2 separate regions of the Homo sapiens genome follow, and region 1 is linked to region 2. Evidence: read pairs that join two places in POLR2A ChIA-PET (ENCODE). Cell type or tissue: PC-9. All regions are shown on one strand. Each heading gives the region's core, and the rest is flanking DNA. Links, peaks and the distances in the headings are about the cores only. Region 1 overlaps FAM120C (family with sequence similarity 120 member C). Region 2 overlaps APEX2 (apurinic/apyrimidinic endodeoxyribonuclease 2).

Region 1 (5,379 bases), core at 83-5,082, 840 kb before region 2:
TTAAAAATCTGTTTTGTTCACTGCTGTCATCTCCAGTACATAGACCACTCACACGGAGTAGGCAACCAATGAACTGTTTCAACTTTCAACCAATAGGTACTGAACCAGGCACTAATATACGCCAGGCACCAATCTAGGTATGGAGACACAGCAGTAACAAGAGCCAAGAGTCTTTGACCTCATGGAACTAACTGTAGTGATTAACATTTCAAGATAGACACTGGGCTAGGCATATTTCATTTATCCTTCTAACTCTGTAAAATGGGTATTAGATCATTCATCCCCCTCCCTCTCTTTTATTTAAACAGAGAAAACAGAAGCTTGGAAAACTTAAGTAACTTGCCCCAAATAACACAGCTAGCAATATGGCAGTACTTGGATTTGAACCAATTAGGTCTGACTTTAAAATAATGCTCTTTCAGGGCTGGACATGGTGGCTCATGCCTGTAATCCCAGCACTTTGTGAGGCAGAGGGAGAAGCAGGAGGATCGCCTGAGCCGAGGATTCCAGCCTGGGCAACACAGTGAGATCCCATCTCTACCAAATATTGTTTAAAAAATTAGCCAGGCATGATCGTACATGCCTGTGGTCCCAGCTACTCAGGAGGCTAAGGTGGGAAGATCGCTTGAGCCCAGGAGGTTGAGGCTGCAGTGAGCCGAGATCATGCACTGCACACCAATCTGAGCAACAGAGTGAGACCCTGTCTTTAAAAAAACAAATGGTCTTTCCATTAAGTACATTGTTTCTCAAATAAAGGAAACTGGAAAAGTGGGCATAATCTGAGATCAACTCACAAGTAATACAATAAACACAAGGGCATAAAAAAAATAACTAGATTGTAAGCCCATTAGTGGCAGAATTATGTTAGCACTCTGCCTGGACCATAAAAAGAGTGTAATAAATGCTTGTTAAAGTAACTTCAAACTAGAGGCAATACTGCTTTCTGACCTCTGCGGTACTTGACTTCCTCCAGCTTGTCCCATATTCCCTCAAGCCCCTCTACCATGCTAAATACACCAAACTAGTGACTAACTTGGGCTGAGTTCTGTGGTCTATCTTCACTACCTGTTCTCACCAAGGCAAAAAGAAATCAGAGATAGTAAGGAAGTATCACCTTATAAGAAGATTCGAGGGCGGGATGGATTATGTATAAGTCTGGTTCAGCAATAGAAATATAGATGATTTACATTTCAACTGGAACTCTAACTACTAAATAATTACAGACTGAAACTACTGTTGATGCAAATATGCATCACTACATTGTGGAGTTCACCAACCAACCATTAAGAGACCAGACTGATAATCACAAAGCTAAAGAATAATGTATTAAAAGAATAGCAGCAATTAGGAACCACAGTTACTTCAAGGAAACATTGATAAAGTGGCCTTCCCTCTCAACTGTAGGAATTTCAATTATCTACAGGCACATACGTGGTAGTCTTTGCCATGAAATACGGCAGTCAAGCTAGAGGTAGTAGAATACTGATCCAGTGTTCAGTACACACTATTAAGGTACTAATTTTAATTTGCGAGTACCCAATTTTAGTACTTTTTTCTCTTTTCTGAGATGGAGTTTTGCTCTTGTTGCCCAGGCTGGAGTGCAATGACGTGGTCTTGGCTCACTGCAACCTCCACCTCTGGGTTCAAGCAATCCTCCTGCCTCAGCCTCCCAAAGTAGCTGGGATTACAGGCGCCCACCACCACGCCCAGCTAATTTTTGTATTTCTAGTAGAGAGTTTCACCATGTTGGCCAGGCTGGTCTCGAACTCCTGACCTCAGGTGATCCATCCGCCTTGGCCTCCCCAAGTGCTAGGATTACAGGCGTGAGCTACCGTGCCCGGCCCAATTTTAGTACTCTTAATTACTCTTAGGCTGCCAGAAGCCAGCCCATTTCTGCAGATGAAATCTTCTGTCACATTTAAGAACAAAAGGGAAAACTTGGATTTTTAAAAAACCTGTTGTGTGTCAACCATGGGCTGGAAACTGTACTTTAGATACTAACTTTTGTTATCAGTATATACAGCAGGAGCTTTGGCATCCAGTGAACCTATGATCAAAGTTTGTGGGGACAAGTCACTTAGCTTCTTCATCTGTAAAATGGAGATTTACTTAATTCATACCCAATTCTAAGACTTACAATTTATAATATAATAGCTGGCACAGACTGAAAAAGTAGCTATGAAAGTCTGTTTTGCAGAGATGAAGTCTGTGGTATGTACTACTGCCTGAAGGTCCTCAGAAATAATTTGAGACAAGTAGATACCAGAATAGGCATTTGTTTAGCCCAAAGCAAATCTTCACGACTGAGAAGTCAGAGGTATCATGAAAAGTATTCTTAGGAGAAAGAGAGCGAGAATCCAAGGGAACCTCTGGGTTACCTCAGAAAGGAGGACGGGAACTGCAGAGAAGACAATGATCACAAGAAATTTCTAAGTCTTTGAACTAGGGACTGGAAATGCTTACAGGGATGGGCAGCTAACATGAATGAAGGGGTTGAGTAAAGAAAAATTAACTTCCAAAAATGTAATATTTGGCCAGGCATGGTGGGTAATCCTAGCACTTTGGGAGGCTGAGGCAGGAGGATTGCTTGAGGCCAGGAGTTTGAGATCAGCCTGGGCAACCTAGCAAGACCCTGTCTCTAAAACAAACAAACAAAACAAAACCTTAAAAATTATCTGGGTGTGGGTGGCACATGCCAGTAGTCCTAGCTACTGGGGAGGCTGAGGTGGAAGGTTTGAGCCCAGGAGTTCAAGGTTATAGTGAGCCATGTTCACACCACTGCACTCCAACCTGGGCAACAGAGCAAGACCCTGTGTTTAAAAATAAAAAACACACACACAGAAATGTATTTTTATTTAAGCTGTGGGTGTTTATACATGCAAAATACTGGAGTTTACATTTTACATTAACGACATAAGTGAAAAACTAGAAAATTTATCATTACACTTTTTTTTTGTTTGTTTATTCTCCTTTGACTTGGAACTGGTGGCCTGACACATTTATGTGCCAAGAGGTCAATGTTAGGTCTTATATTTTTGTTACAACATGCAGTACAGAATTGAGCCTTGAATGCTTTCACTTCAAGTGACTAATTTGATCCTATTTCATAATGGAAAACAGCTGTTTAGAAATGTAGGCATTTCCAAACACAGAAGTTTGGCATAGTGTTTTTTATATTTCGGTAACTACTTCCGAGGTATTTGTAGAATTCGGCATTTCAATGACATCATGCTTCATTTTCAGTACCATGGCACAGTAATTCTGAATCTCCATTGTAGCTCTTCTTTCATACTCTGAACACTGAGAAAGGCTAATTGAACAATATTAGTTCATTTTCATCAAATATGTCAGAGAACCTTTTCTGGAATTCAACAGACAACTCCACAACTGTGGGAATGTAATTCAGGCCATCACTTTCAATTCTTGGAAACCAATTTCAGCAAAGGAAAGTCAGCCAGTTTATCTCTTGCCAAATGAGTTTCCCAAAGGCATAATTTTGCTAGGAACAAGCAAGTACAACCATACATTTGTGAAGGTATTTCTGAACAATGCTGTTTTTATTCATAGTGTCTAGATGAGTTGTAAAATCAACCAAACAAGCCAAATATTTTATTTCAATCTCTGCGGGTGTGGTGAATGCCCTTTGGATGCCAAATCATTTTTTTCAGCATCTTGAGTATCATGTTCAACTAAGCCAATCAACCTCCATGTCATAGGGCAGATTTCCATAACATGCACCTAATAATTCACCAAGCAAAGTATTCAATTGTGGTGCAAACCACAATGTTAATTACTAGTTTCTGATCTGACTGATTCATTTTGAAGCTTTTAGCAGAAATAGCTTTAAGTTTAGGTCCCTGGAAAGTGTTTCTGCTTCAAATTGTTTCTTGGGTCCAACAGTTCTTAACACTATTGCAGAAGCACAATCTGTAGCCATACTTACTAATTTTGAACAATTGTTATTAAAAATCTCAAGACTTTTCTCATCACACAAAATCCAGGTATTTCCAGATGTACCTGTGATGAGTCCAAGAGTCAGGTTACATCAAATTCTTAACACATAAATCATACCTAAGTGCAGTGGCTCTCGAACTTCAGCATGTATCAGAATCAGCTGGAGGGCTTGTTGAAATGGATCCATAAGCTCCCCCACCTTTCCCGCCAGTTTCTGATTCTGTAGGTCCGATGGGGTAGGGGACTGAGAATGTGTATTTCCAACATGTTTCCAGATGGTACAATGCTGTTGGTCTAGGACCATACTTTGAGAACCACTGGCTACGTATACAGCTAAATGTATAGCTATGTGGATGGAGTTTTTAATCTGTTGTAACCAGCTGCTATGTAAATCTCCAAAAATAATTTAACTTTTTGACTAAATCTGGCCCAAGAATGTTTAGCCATCGATGTTTGACATCCTGAACAAAAGTATTTCCTACCTTTGCAAATGCTTGTTTATAACATAATTTCTGTTGTACTCAACAAACACTTTTATAAAACTACTGCTTAAAAAAGCTTTCAACCCCTGGCAGTTTTTTCATTTAATACATAATTGCCTTTTGTGGCATCACTTATTTTATCTGTATCTAGAAATATAGCCTGTTGAAATTCCAAGTACATTTTTAAGTTCTTTTCATTTCAGCATTCATCATTTTTGTATAATGATATTTCTTTTTTTTGAGACGGAGTTTCGCTCTTATTGCCCAGGCTGGAGTGCAATGGTGCAATCTCGGCTCACCACAACCTCTGCCTCCCAGGTTCAAGTGATTCTCCTGCCTCAGCCTCTCGAGTAGCTGGGATTACAGGCATGCGCCACCACGCCCGGCTAATTTTGTACTTTTAGTAGAGACAGGGTTTCTCCATGTTGGTCAGCCTGGTCTCGAACTTCCGACCTCAGGTGATCCGCCTGCCTCGGCCTCCCAAAGTGCTGGGATTACAGGCGTGAGCCACCGCGCCCGGCTGTATACTGATATTTCTTACAATGGTTTACTTTTAAATGGTATCTTAAATCGTAGTCTTTCAACAGACACATTTTATTTAGACGTATATGAAAATTCATCAATTCCACAAAGAAATAGGCTCTCTCCTGTTCAAATACGTGAACTTCTTCCATAAAAAAGATTTTTTTCACTTTGCACAGATGTAGGAGAAATATTTCATATTCATCAAAAATATTATTTAAAAAGAACAAGCACAACAATCAATGGTGTTTCAGTTATCTATTTCTGTGTAACAAAGTAGCCCCCAAACTTAGTGGCTTAAAACAACATTTATTATCTCATAGTATCTGTAGGCATGGCTTAGCTGGGTCCTCTGGCTCAAGGTCTCCTACAGGCTTCAATCAAGGTGCCAGCCAGGGCTGCAGTCATCTCAAGGCTTGCC
Region 2 (5,379 bases), core at 127-5,126:
GTCAGCAGTCACTGGCGCCCGCCATCTCAACTATGGCTCCCGGCTTGACTATGTGCTGGGGGACAGGACCCTGGTCATAGACACCTTTCAGGCCTCTTTCCTGCTGCCTGAGGTGATGGGCTCTGACCACTGCCCTGTGGGTGCAGTCTTGAGTGTGTCCTCTGTGCCTGCAAAACAGTGCCCACCTCTGTGCACCCGCTTCCTCCCTGAGTTTGCAGGCACCCAGCTCAAGATCCTTCGCTTCCTAGTTCCTCTCGAACAAAGTCCTGTGTTGGAGCAGTCGACGCTGCAGCACAACAATCAAACCCGGGTACAGACATGCCAAAACAAAGCCCAAGTGCGCTCAACCAGGCCTCAGCCCAGTCAGGTTGGCTCTAGCAGAGGCCAGAAAAACCTGAAGAGCTACTTTCAGCCCTCCCCTAGCTGTCCCCAAGCCTCTCCTGACATAGAGCTGCCTAGCCTACCACTGATGAGCGCCCTCATGACCCCGAAGACTCCAGAAGAGAAGGCAGTGGCCAAAGTGGTGAAGGGGCAGGCCAAGACTTCAGAAGCCAAAGATGAGAAGGAGTTACGGACCTCATTCTGGAAGTCTGTGCTGGCGGGGCCCTTGCGCACACCCCTCTGTGGGGGCCACAGGGAGCCATGTGTGATGCGTACTGTGAAGAAGCCAGGACCCAACTTGGGCCGCCGCTTCTACATGTGTGCCAGGCCCCGGGGTCCTCCCACTGACCCCTCCTCCCGGTGCAACTTCTTCCTCTGGAGCAGGCCCAGCTGAACCAATGGAGGCCTGGGGACATCTGGCATGGTCACCCCTGCACATGATCTGAGGCCAGCTCCCCTTCCCTGAGCTGCCTCCTGCTTCTCCCTCAAAGTCTCCTACCCTTCTCTTCCTCTTTTAAGCCCTCTCTTCCTCGCTTTCCTTCCTACCTAGCTCCTTGTTGGTGAGCTTCTTGTGCCTTAATCCTGTGACCCAGCCCCTTACACCACTTTCCACCTTCCTGTCCGAAGTACACGGACACTAGCTGCCCCAGGAAGTTGTGTGATTTTAAATCACTTCTGTCTTTGCTGGAAAGTGTATTTGTGCATAAATAAAGTCTGTGTATTTGTTTCAGGGTTGCACTTTGGACATTGTGGAGGTACTCCATAAAGTTGAGTCAGAGAAGCTATCTCAATACTTGGTTTGCCGGCTGGCTGTAGCCCAATGATGTAATTCCCAGAGAAAGGGGAGGAGGGAGGGGGGAGGAGGGAATAGTGAGGCGTGAGCAGCAGTGCTCACCATAAAGGGTTCTCTGCTCAGTTGTAGGAATTTCCTGTACGGCTAAGGTGAAATCAGCAAGGAAGGTGGGCTGTGTAGCCTTAAACCAGAGCTTTCCAGCTAGTGCGTCCCACAGCTGCCACAGTGGGTTACAGGGTTGAAAGAAACGGTCCTCAGCCCTCAGAGTTGCCAGGCAGGGCCTGGGACCACACAAGTTTCAGGGACGATTGCCTCCTTAGCAAGTAGTATCATTAGTACCCCTAAGTGTGCCATGGAAATGTTTCCTGTATACTGTGACCTGGAAAGTGGGAGCATTGCTTTGAACACAGTGCTTGCTCTAGCCAAGCCTCTTCTCACCTTTGAAAATGGGACTGGTAGACCAGGCACAGTGGTGCACGCCTGTAATCCCAGCACTTTGGGAGGCTGAGATGGGTGGATCACCTGAGGTCAGGAGTTCGCAACCAGCCTAACATGGTGAGACCCCGTCTCTACTAAATACAAAAAAATTAACTGGGCGTGGTGGCGCGTGCCTGTAATCCAAGCTACTTAGGAGGCTGAGACAGGAGAATAGCTTGTACCTGGGAGGCGGAGGTTGCAGTGGGCTGAGATCATGCATTGCACTCCAGCCTGGGCAACAAGAGTGAAATTCAGTCTCCAAAAAAAAAAAAAGAAAAGAAAAAGAATGGGACTGGTAAATCCTGTTCTGTGGGATGCCGTGGGAGGGAGAGAGGATAATGGATTGAGGAAGACATCCATATCCCCTTATGGAAAATACCTCTTTGGTTTTGGGGAACCACTCCTTTCTAGGGAATTTGGTTAGGGCTGACTCATTTCCTGGCTTCAGGGGCTACCCTGGGCCCAGATTTCCAGGGCCCGGATTACCAGTGAAGCGTCAATCCCTGGATTTTTATTGAAACCATTGGAGAAGAGCCATCTCAAATAAATCTGCCAAGTATCCTAGCTCTTTGCAACTCACTGTGTAGTTTTTGGGCATTTCCTTCCTCTTTCTCATTCTGTTTCCCTGTTGGTAAAATGGAATGGTGACCAACAAGTGACCTATGGTTACCTCATAGATCTGCCACTTGTCTGAGGGAGTCAGAATGCACTTGTCTGTTCCCTGTCCAATAAAAGGCTTCACATGCTGTGGTTTGTGCTTTATTTTTAGGCTCAATTCAGCTAGAGGCACACAACAAAGCAGAAGACAGGAGTAGGCCTGGACCCAAGTGAAGCGCAGGTGGGGTGTGAATCCTAGGCAGCTGGCTTCTCAGGCATAGGTGGTGACATACTGGGGCCCCATGTTCCCGAAGTAGGAACGTTCCCACTCACTCATGAGCTCAAAGTGTACAGGACGGCGACAGAAATTGCAGGCAGCCACAGACACATCCTGGAGGGGCAGCCCCACCGCAGTCCAAGCCAGCAGCAGCTTCTCTGAAGGTGGTAGGGGGAGGGGAGGGAAAAAATGGGTTAGACTAGATCTTCCAAATCTGTCACAGTACAGATGAGCCAAGATATTGATCCCCCTCAACCCTTCAAGATACCTCAGGGCCAGAAGTAGCCTACTGTTTGCTTCTGTGTGTGCCGTGAATATTACCATTTGTATCTGGATGCTGGGATATATATTATAAAAGATTTGGAAGCTCTCCTTTGACACAATTTGAAGCCATACTGTCCTGGCCTGGACCACTCCCTAAGTATAGGATGTGCTGTGGCCCAAGAATGACTGTCTGCTTGGGAACTCTAAGCCCTATGAGGACAATGATAATGACAGTAACTATACTGTGTCATTGGTGCTATGACCAGGAAACCTGGGGTAGGGGGTCCACCTGGGGGTGTGAAAACCCAGAGAAGGGAACCTGACCTAGCTGGAGGAAGTACCCCAGGTACGTTCCAGGGCTCTGTTCTTGGCCTTTTCTGTGTTCATGCCCTTGTTGATCTTGTCTAGTCACATGACTTTAAAGACCATCTATATGCTGATGGTTCAGAAATTTTAATCTCCAGCTCACGCCACTCTACTGGTTTCCAATCTTGTATATCCAATGGCTTTTCTCCATCTCCACCTAGATGTCTAATATGCATTTCTAACTTAGGAGTACAACTGAGCTACTCATGTCCCTACCCTCCACCAAGCTATTCTACTTTTAGCTTTTCCCATCTCAGTGGATGGCAATTCCAGTTGCTCAGTCCAAAAATTTCAGAGCTATCCTTTATTTTTCTCTTTCTCTCTTACCCTATATCCCATCTATCAGCAAAGACCCTTGGCTCTACCTTCAAAATCTGACCACTTCTTATTGCCTTCATTATGATCAAGTCTGAGCCACCATCATCTCTCACCTGGGATATTACTGTAGCCCACTCTTGGGTCTCCCTGCTTCCACCCTTGCTCCCTTTTAGTGTATTCTCTACATAGAAGTTGGAGCAATTTTGTTAAAACCCGAGTCAGAAATATCAGTCCTGTGTTCAAATCCTTTCAAGGGCTCTCAGAGTAAAAGCCAAACTCCTTCTAATGGCCTACCATACCCTATACAATCTGGTCCCACATTGCCTCTATGTACTCAATTTTTCTGTCTCCCACTTGCTTATACCATTCCACCCACACCCATCTTCTTACTGTTCCTCAAATATAAAAGGAATACTCCTGTGTCTTCCCTGCCTTAGGATGTTCCCTCTGCCTGCGATGCCATTCCCTTAGATATCTGCCTCACTAACTTCACCTCCTTCAAATTTTTGCTCAAGTTTCACCTCAGCGTCTTCTACCCTTGCCACTCTAATACTACAACCCTTCTCTGAACTCGCCCCTGGCCCCTTATCCCATTCTCCTTATCCTGCTTTATTTTTTCCCATAGCACTTAGAACTAATGTGCTACTTAATTTGCTTATTTTTGGTAATTTTTTTTACTACCCCTTCCACTAGAATGTAAGCTCCAGAGGGTAGGAATTTTGTGTCTGATTTGTTTGCTACTGCATCCCCAGTGCCTAGAACAGTATCTAGTACACAGTTGGTACTCAATAAATATTTGTTGAAAGAATGCCTAAGTTAAGTCTACAAGATGAAGGAAAGTAAGCCAGAGGAAAGTGTGAGGGAGGGCATTCCAATCAAAAGAGAGCAGCATGAGCAAAGTCCCAGAGGTAAGAGAGCAGAAAAAAATGAGGGAACGACAAGTCCTTCAGTGTAGCTGAAAAAACAAAATGCATGTGGGGAGGAGGTGAGGGCATAGAGATCACCATGTGGAAGGCATTGAATGCTATGCTGAAGAGCTTCAACTCTGTCCTATATGTCAATGTTTCCAAATTTTGGACTATACATCCCTATCAGTACAAATGTTTTAGCATGTACCTCCAATCTCTATATTTGTTTATATATTATATACATGTATAACTGTCAGTCTGTATATTAAAGATCAGTATCAGTGATGCTTGATTTCCTATTTTTAAGATAAAAAAACATAAAATTCTAATACATATTCTGTTCCTTCACCCTGTAATCATTTTGCATACCCCTTGGAGGTCACTGCTTTAGAGTCTAGAGGGAAACATGAAGGGGTTTAAGCAAGGGAGCAATATAGTCAGAATTTTAGAAAAATCCCTCTAGTGGTCATCATCGAGAAAGGATTTGAGAGGAGCAAGAGAGAAGCAGAGAAATTAGGAAAAAAATCATGTTGACATGGATTAAAGAAGTGGCAGGGGAGAAAAGCAAATAGGTTTGAGAGAGATTATAGATAACTTTTGCAGGATTTCAGGATGGATTGGCTATGGAACTTAGGGACTGGTGGAGCCATCGTGGATGCCTCATATATTCTTACAAAAGCCTAGCCTAGGTGGACATTCAGAGAACCAAGAATACTGAGAGCTCTACAATTGAAGCCCAGAGCAAAAGAGAATACTGAACAAAAGGCCCAGGAGTCTGGGTCATCAGCTCAGAGAGGTGGTAGACCTAGCAGTTATGACCATGGAGGTAGAGACAGACCTCCCAGTTGCAACTTAGAAGCTGTGTGACCTTGGATCAGCGACTATATATTTTTGTGCCTCAATTTCCACATGTACAAAATGGAAATGATAAGAGGATCTCTAACTCTTGAGGTTGTTGTGGGGATTAGATGAGTTAATACGTGTAAAGTGTTTAGAAC

Evidence for each region. Peaks named below come from ENCODE experiments on the same cell type or tissue, not always from the same donor. Only the 100,000 strongest peaks of a DNase experiment are listed, where the experiment ranks them.
Region 1: POLR2A ChIA-PET joins it to region 2 with 6 read pairs; 3 of 35 experiments call an interaction of 5 or more read pairs at or near these places.

The regions. Positions count from the first base shown.
Region 1 is chrX:54,168,590-54,173,968 of GRCh38, forward strand. The region is part of intron 1 of FAM120C (family with sequence similarity 120 member C); the gene reads right to left. Among named protein-coding and RNA genes, the nearest start is that of FAM120C, 12 kb to the right of the region's middle. In PC-9, for the core only: no CTCF peak of the experiment used is centred there; no DNase peak of the experiment used is centred there.
Region 2 is chrX:55,006,661-55,012,039 of GRCh38, forward strand. It overlaps APEX2 (apurinic/apyrimidinic endodeoxyribonuclease 2), which reads left to right. Exons shown (of 6, transcript NM_014481.4): 6 at 1-2,397. The coding sequence ends at 775. It overlaps ALAS2 (5'-aminolevulinate synthase 2), which reads right to left. Exons shown (of 11, transcript NM_000032.5): 11 at 2,395-2,683. The coding sequence ends at 2,520. Among named protein-coding and RNA genes, the nearest start is that of APEX2, 9.0 kb to the left of the region's middle. RefSeq lists enhancers at 996-1,290, 1,116-1,410. In PC-9, for the core only: CTCF peaks have their summits at 4,757 and 4,959; DNase peaks (open chromatin) are centred at 1,221 and 2,051; H3K27ac peaks cover 4,321 bases.